2 separate regions of the Homo sapiens genome follow, and region 1 is linked to region 2. A link is a loop called in an ENCODE intact Hi-C map of the cell type or tissue named here. Cell type or tissue: mammary epithelial cell. All regions are shown on one strand. Region 1 has its middle 170 kb from the start of WDR1. Region 2 has its middle 120 kb from the start of ZNF518B.

The links. A loop is a pair of places that touch in the nucleus more often than their neighbours do. Peaks named below come from ENCODE experiments on the same cell type or tissue, not always from the same donor. Only the 100,000 strongest peaks of a DNase experiment are listed, where the experiment ranks them.
Region 1: a loop joins it to region 2, with 2.0 times the contacts of the local background. A loop is called at or near these places in 1 of 110 quality-filtered maps.

The regions. Positions count from the first base shown.
Region 1 is chr4:10,281,502-10,285,501 of GRCh38, forward strand. It overlaps the pseudogene LOC100422637. Among named protein-coding and RNA genes, the nearest start is that of WDR1, 170 kb to the left of the region's middle. In mammary epithelial cell, no CTCF peak of the experiment used is centred here; DNase peaks (open chromatin) are centred at 740, 2,460 and 3,740; H3K27ac peaks cover 3,559 bases.
Region 2 is chr4:10,334,590-10,338,589 of GRCh38, forward strand. No RefSeq gene overlaps it. Among named protein-coding and RNA genes, the nearest start is that of ZNF518B, 120 kb to the right of the region's middle. In mammary epithelial cell, no CTCF peak of the experiment used is centred here; a DNase peak (open chromatin) is centred at 2,102; H3K27ac peaks cover 741 bases.

The sequences.
Region 1 (4,000 bases), 53 kb before region 2:
TTGGACTCTCATCTGAACTTTTGTCCCTCTTTTGATGACAGTCCTCCTGGATGATATCTAAATTATACATTCAGTTGGATTTCAACCATATTTCAATATGTTCCCTAAATGTGCCACTGGCATGTTTCTTAACACGCTCAGAGTCTATTAGGATCAAGACGTCAATTTGCCTACATCTGGTCTTTTTTGGACGTGATCTCTGAAGGCCCAGAGTGGGATGCTGAACTGCTGAAAGGTTAGAAGCTACTGAAAGGGTAGTTGTCACTTGGTCATGTAGACAAGACAGTGGCCCAATCATCCTTAGGTCTCTCTGGGGAGGGGTGGAATGTATCTCACAATGTCTCTCCTTAGGGATAAGACTCTGAATCTTTGGCCCCACCTCTGCCTGCCATGATCATACTGTTCCCCTTCTGAGGCACTTATCTCCTGTGCTGGTGGAATGTGGCTCTGTTTGGAAAAAAGTGAACAAAGGGTAAGAACATGGCCCCTGAGCCCAGTGATCCTAATCAAATAGCAAACCACCTAAGTGTCTCTTTGTGCAGAAGAATGGGCTCAGTGCCTGTTGGCGGCATAGGGAATAATGAATGCAACATTGGGAGTGAATAACATAAAACAGTAACTTTTCTCTGAACACAAGAAAAGTTGACTTGTTCTAAATCTTGAGCTTTTTCTGACAAAACTGAACAGAATGGCATGCCTGTGGTTCTAAAATAAGACCTGACTCATTTGTCAGATGTTCTTTACATAACATGATTTATTCTAAGCTGACTGAGATACTTCTCATTCTTCCTTTTGAGGGTCGTGGAGGTCAGCAGGTTTTGATCTCTGATCAAATGATATCTCATTACAATATTCACACATGGTACGTGTGTGTGAATATGTGTGTGAATATGGTAATGTCTATCACCTTTTGCTTTTCATTGCCACAATCCTCATTATGTGTTTAGGGAGGTAGGGATCTAAAATACTCTATTGCCCCTTACTTGATTAAAGAACCTCTTCATAGTTCGAGCTGGTAAGAATAGTGTTCATCTCGCTTTGATTGGAGGATTAATACTCTTGTTCCTGGTGAAAGGTATCCATTCTCCTCTGAATCACTTTGGCTAGGCTCTCTTGAATCATGGGAGCTCAAAGTCAAGCTGCTTCCTCTAGGGGAAAGCCGCTCCCAGACATGTTTGGATTTGGCTTGGCTTTACCCACTTCTGTCTTTTGATCCCCATGATATGAGCCACTGATGAATATAACCTAGGTCATTTCGATGCCCTTCTACGGACACAAGTAGCCAAGACTCTTGTTACTTCTATCCATATAAGGGTCATTTGAAAACCAGATTTAGGTGGTGGGACACTTTACCTGGACCATCCCAAACTGTTCTTGTGGGGATCATTCATTTAACCCCAGGAGGTTCCCCTGGATGTGGATTACATAGGTAATATTGACTGACTGGGCCTGGGTCACCATGCTCTTTCCCCACTTCCCTGGCCTCCACGTTTATGGTTCTCAGATCTGAGGTGTTCCATTTTCTCTGCCATGGACTCCCTTTGGATAGTGAAGATCAAATTCAAGGGCCCAGCATCCTCTGTGCTGTGTGTAGAGCTGACCCACTGGCACAACCTACATCTGACAAAGTGAGCATGTGCCCTGTGCCCTGCTGGTCTTAGGTTGAGCTTCAAACATGGTTTCCTGGAAGTTGAGACAGGTTTCCTTCTTAGGGAACAGCTCTGAATTAAGAGTTGGTTGATGATGAATTGAGGGATTTGTCCAATCAGAAAGACTTTTTGTTTGATACTTTAGAAGGCTACAGAGTGATTCTTCAGCATAATTTCCTGGCAGCAATCACAGGGCTGGGGCCTGTCAAAAGGTTCCATTTGAAGTTGTTCCATCTGAAAGTGTTAATTGCCCAGTGGTACTGGATTAAAGGTTTGCTTAGAAATAAGCTCGTTAACATTTCCTATTACTGTGAGTTGTCTAGCATGCTTCAAGATTGACTTGATCAGGAATTCAACACTGGATAGACTGCTTTGTTCAAGCCCTTACAACAGAGAACTCTTTGGAAGTCTAGAACCGAAAATAATTCTGTATGAAACTTAATGTTCTGATTAATAAGGATGATATGATAGAAATTATATTCTAAATATGATACAGAAAATAAGTGTGCTGTTAGCTCCTGGTACTATTCACATTTTCTGCAGTCCGTTATGCCACTTTTGCATCATGAGACGCTATTCCTTATGTTGATCTATACCTCTGACAGATGAACCATCCCAAAAGAAGAGTCCATATTTGAACCACGTGGCCTGTGCCATGGATAGTATCCAGAAACCAAATGCCTTAATGCATTGTCTTTTTCTATGCTACACTTGTGGAACCAAAATGAGAACAGTTTGAGTGACTAAAATGCAACTACTTGTTCTGCATTGCAGCATTTCTATTTTCTTTGTGATTCAGAGTATCAGGAAATTGTATCCTACTTCTCATGTAAACGATCTCATATTTTAGAGTACTGTACTTTAAGTGGTGTGGCATGTCTTAACCTGTTTCATGACTTCATTCTTTGATACACTGTTATCTGACACTTGATCTTTGAGGATATGAACTGTATCCTACTTTCTTGATCTTAGTCTCCATTGCAAAGGTTGTATTCTAAAAACCATGGTGCCTTGTAGGTGAGTGTTCTCTGTCCTGTGAGTTCATGTAGAAGCTCTCCTACCTGAACATAGACTGGTGGGGATGCTACTGAGAAGTACTTTGTGTTTCTGGCTAAAATTATGTCCCCCTATACTCAATGGGCTCATGGTATCTTGTACTTAGATATCCCCCAAAGCTGTGGTGTCTCGGATGCTACCCCCAAATTTCCCCTACATAAAGCGAAGACCTAAATGCCAGAAGGTTGTAGCTGGACACTGATATGTCTTCACTAGATGCCTTTAGAGCCACTAGACACAATAATGTCCTAGACAAGTGGAAAGAACACTTGTCATGAGCAACATTGCATCTTCCCCTGAGTATAGACAGGGCCAGTCGGGAGACAGCACAATTTTGAAGCCATTACAGTCTGCAGTGTCATCGTCAGATTAACTGACCTTTGGCTCAAACATGGAGCCTATGTGTTTCGGAGTGGAAAATGTAGCTGTTGGTGATGCCTTCCAGTCATTAGCCCTGTTGTGCTTTTTTCCCTTGATTTACTTTTTTGGAGAGTGGCTCAGAAGTCTTGGAATAATTATACTAAGGGAAATAAGTTATGCTAGGGCTCTTCTTGTGATGAACTAGCTGTTGGTCAGTGTCAGTAGAGCTGCCAATAGGTTCAGAACCCTTGATCCTGCACACTGACAAACGTGAAAACCAGAACCTTATTGTCTAGCTGTGATATGTGACAGTTACTTTGGGAGTAACACTAAACCAGTAGACCTGGTGATCCTATCTAGTCCTCAGTGATGAGCCCATGGCTATTGGTATACCAGGTTTTATACCGCATCAAGGAACTTGACTTTGGCACCTTTGTCCACCAGAACAGGCTTTGTCCAGGTAACTATGGTATTGCCTGCTTTGCTGTCCACCTCCCGAGCCATATTCTAGTGCTTCTGTGGTGGGGATGTCCATGTAACTGAGGGCAGCCACCAAGTGGATTGTCTCCTGCTTACAGAGGTCATCCTCGAGTGCCTTGATCTGATGTGCAAGGTCAGTGGTCTGATAGCCCCAAGCCACTTGACTCATACCAGGAATGTCTAGTGTGGGGAGCTGATCTCTAGACTGATAAGCTCATGACTAATTCCCATCTCTTCCCAGCAATGACATGTTGAGCTTTATTGATTTTGTGTCCAAAACGTCTCTATCTGGGTGTCCTGATAATTACCTTTCCTCTATACTGACATTAATGCAAAAGTGTTTCAGTTTCTGCACCAAAGAACATCTTCTGACAATACCACTGCCTCTAGGAAAGACTACTCCCTAGATAGCCTCCATCACAGAGCTCTGGACCAGGCTCTGATCCCCTTTGTGC
Region 2 (4,000 bases):
ATTTTGAAGGAAGAAATGTATTCCTTCCAATGTCCCACATTGTTCGGATGCATTGAGTCATAGTGAGAGAGACCAAAGTCACTGCCTCCCAATTACAACTTTTAGGATTGAATGAGCAGGAGTGATGAGATCCTTTGAAACTTTTATACTAACTGTCCCTGGCGGGACTAAACCATGTCCCTGAGTCAACCAGAACCTGTGCTGATTTCTAGTGGAAGCTGCTGCCAAGAGTGTCTGCTGTAACTTTGCCCAGTTCTTTATAAAGTGCTTTGACACCCATCATCTCTGTCTCTTAGACACAGCCTAGGTTAGCCTTTGATCCTTGTCTGCAGGGTGCTCTTGTTCATTTTGTGTTTGTGAGAGTCATTCCCAAGCCGGAGTGCCTGGAATGGTCCAGGTAAAGTGTACAACCACCTGACTGCTCAGAGATTTGACATTTTACTCCCAGGAAAGTTCCACTGGGTGTGGAGTTTGTGGGCAGTACTGATGGGGGTCTCGGATGTCATGGTCCTTTCTCCTAGTGTTCTCGCTGCTGGTCTTGCTTTCCATATCTTAGACCCTTTCACGTTTGTGTTTTGTGTTTCTTTCTTGGAAAGTGATTCTAAGAGCCTGGAAGGCAGCAGACATAGCGGGAAGAGGAAGATGATTTAGAGCTGTCTGTCAGGAAGAGCTTGCTGTTGTGAGTGTGCAGTGAGAAATGTGCTAGTTGGGAGCCATGCTGACCTACAGCTTGGGAAAGGCAGGGACCTCGTGCTCTCCTGTGAAGTGGGAGCCTCTCTGGGACGCAGAACTTCAGGAAGCACTCGGTTGTCTGTCAGTCTACTTAGTTGCTTGGAAACGGGCATTTTGAAAATGTTTGGTTTTTGTGTTTGGAATGATTTATATATGATTTCTACTCTGATGGTAGAATCCAGTGAGGAAGATGTCTTGCTCCATAGAATAGTTCATTAATGTACTGTGCTGTATATTTAGTTTCCTCCATAGAAAACCAAAATACCGATTTCTTTCATGTTTTAATCTATTTCAAAGCATTTGACACTCACTTGAAATGAGAACCATCTGTAATATCACTGCAAAATCTCCCTCCTGGGATGCTAAGAGGATGTGTGGCCATTCTTCTTGCCTGTTTTCTGGATTAGGGTCACCAGAGAGGAGAGTTCTAAGGCCTCCTAGTTGAAATAGAAGGTGAAAAGCAGTGACTTCTGGATTCCCCTGAATGTTGAAGTAAGAATTTTGGACAGGTGCTATATTTCCTATGGTATTGTGATAAGTAATCAGTGCATTAGGAGCTTAAATGTAAATAAATTTATTCTATCAGAGAGATGAGAGGTGTTTAGAATGGAGTCACTCGGAAAAAATGAAAATGTTGGCAAAGTTGTCTGTCTGCTCCATTGGGCAATTTGTTTCATGCCTTTAGCTATCTTTAGAGACCCCCAGCATTCCTTACCTTGTTTCTTCTGTAACCTTCAGTGTGGGGACCCTTTTCTGCCTCAGATGGGACCACCTCTGTCTGCCCAGTGTGCACCCACATCTCGAATTCTGATTCTCCCCTCCAATTCTCCCTGCCTCTCCCACTTTCACACTTGAATCACTTTCCTGACATTGCTCCCCCTGAGCAATCCCGGGAATCTCTGTACCTTCAAGATGATGAGCAACCTCATTTCCGTCTCTCCCCTTCACTCCCTGCCTGCTGTGTAGCATAGCATATTCATGGGTTCTCGGGGCTTGGAGGAGGACTTAAGAGGGACCCTTCATCTGCCTACTTTATTGGTCCCTTATTTGAAAGTGATCCAAGGGAGCCCAGAGGAGAGTGAAAGGGGGTGGCAATGTAGAGAGGGCAGCCACTGAAGAGGGGTTAGGATTGAGCTGGTCACTGATGGAGGTGACTGAGACTCAACACTGCTTGGGGACCCTGGAGGAACCACGAGCAATCCATTTCACAACATCCCTCCTGGAGGGCTACAGTCCGGTTTAACCCGCTACCTCTAACATTCCACCAATTTTCTCTTTACCCAAGTATCTATTCCCCTGAGCTGCTGGGGTGCCTCTGCAGGAAAATGAGCTAGCTGAGAGGATGAGGGCATGGCCTGGGGCAGCTCAGTCATTCAAGTAGAATGTGCAGCTGCCTGTGTTTCTGTCTCAGCAGAAGACAAATGACCTCAGTGTCTACTGCAGCAAGGAGCTCCCCACTCTTCCTTCCTGTGATGGGGACTTTCTCCTTCTCCTGGGAGAGCTGCTCACACACCCCTGTCTTTTTCACCCTTGTCGTGTAACTATCTCCTGCAAAGTCTGTTTCTATTAAATTTATCAGAATGAGAATAAAAAATGGAGATGACTGATCATTATATTCAAAGGATGTTTTGTCTTTTAAGTCTCATGCTTTCTACCACAGCAAAGAGGTGAGACTGTTTCATTCAAGAGCTAAAATGTCATCTACCTTCTATTTTATGTCACTTGTCATATGCTGTTATAATTGTTGACGAAATTTGCAATGCTCAGTCCTTCATGGGGCTGTAATGCATACTTGTAAGAACACGTCAACTTTTGCTTGTTATTGCTATAGAACATACTACTTAGGAGTAAATAAGATTGCAACTCTTAACATTTAGTTTAGGTGTGCTTCCACATGGTCCTAAGCTGCTAAGAACAGTCAGCATCCCATTTGAAATTGAGCCATTGATGATCTTTTCATCAGAATTTATTTTTCCCTCCTCCAGCATTTCCTACTTTTTCCCTTGAGTAGGGGGTGTGGGGTTGAATTGTGATTCCAGCCAAAAGAACTCTGGCTCCCAATTGAAATGTGTAGGGTTGAATAAGCTGGTGTGGACCCCTTGTCTTGTTTGCAGTCCTGGCAGGATTAACCCAAGTACCTGTATCCACCGTACCTGGTGCTGTCTTCCCTTGCAAGCTGCTCATAAATGTGCTTGGGTTTAATTTTGCAATCCTCTGTAGCTTTTCACTTCTATTACCTCAGCTTCTGGACAGTTCCTAGGTTGTTCTCTGACTCTAGCGTGACTGGCATTGATACTGTTTCCACATGAGGGTCATTATTAAACCAGAGGATTTACAGTGCTCCTGGTGAGGTTTCTCACTACTTTTCTGGTGGAGAAATTCACTCCATTTCATGCCCATAAAATGGACTACATGGGCAGTATTGATTGGGTCTGGGTCACCAGAGTCTTCCCTCACTGGCTTCTGCATCTTGAGACCTCAGTCTTGGGTATTAAACCTTCCTTGCCATTGCTCCCTTTGCTGTGGTCAAGGGTAGAGGTTAAAGGCCCAGCAACATCCATGCCATAGGACTGGCCCTTCCAAGTCTCACAATCTCTTCTCTCCTCTCCTCCCAATGTTATTAGGTTGATTCCAAGTCTCACAATCTTTTTCCCTTCTCCCAGTGTTCTTAGGTTGAGCCCCAAATACAGCTGCCCATGGTCATAGCAGTCTGTCCTCTTTATAGACCAGCTCTGATTTTCTTTCTTGGTGTGAGTGGGTTGATGAAGTATGTGGCTAGTTCGGAAAACTCCTTGGTTCATGCCTTGGACACAGAATCAAGGTTTGAGTTCTGGCTCCAGGACACAGTTGCACAGCCTATGCTGTGACAGGTGTGGCAGGTCAGGCAGTTCCCCTTATGATGCCTTCTGCAAAGGTAGATGGGATCCACTTTGATAATGTTCTATGTAAAAGTCTTAATACCCCTGTCCTACTGGGTTAAAGCCCTGCCTACAAGAGAAAAATAAGCTGCATTTTTAGCTAATTTGGATTCTTGGCATAGTACAGCATGCTTCGGGATTGGCTAGATCGAGTCTACCTCACTGGATCTTCCAGATCTGTTTTAGTGGTCACAACACTAGTACCTATGTGGTACTGAATTTTCAGATTAATAGGATTCAAAATCTACATTTCAACAGATTTTATTCTGATGGAAATTTTTCTAAACATAATGCAGGGAAGTATTGAATTATCTGTTGCTGTTCCTTATCATCGCTGTAACTCAGACAGT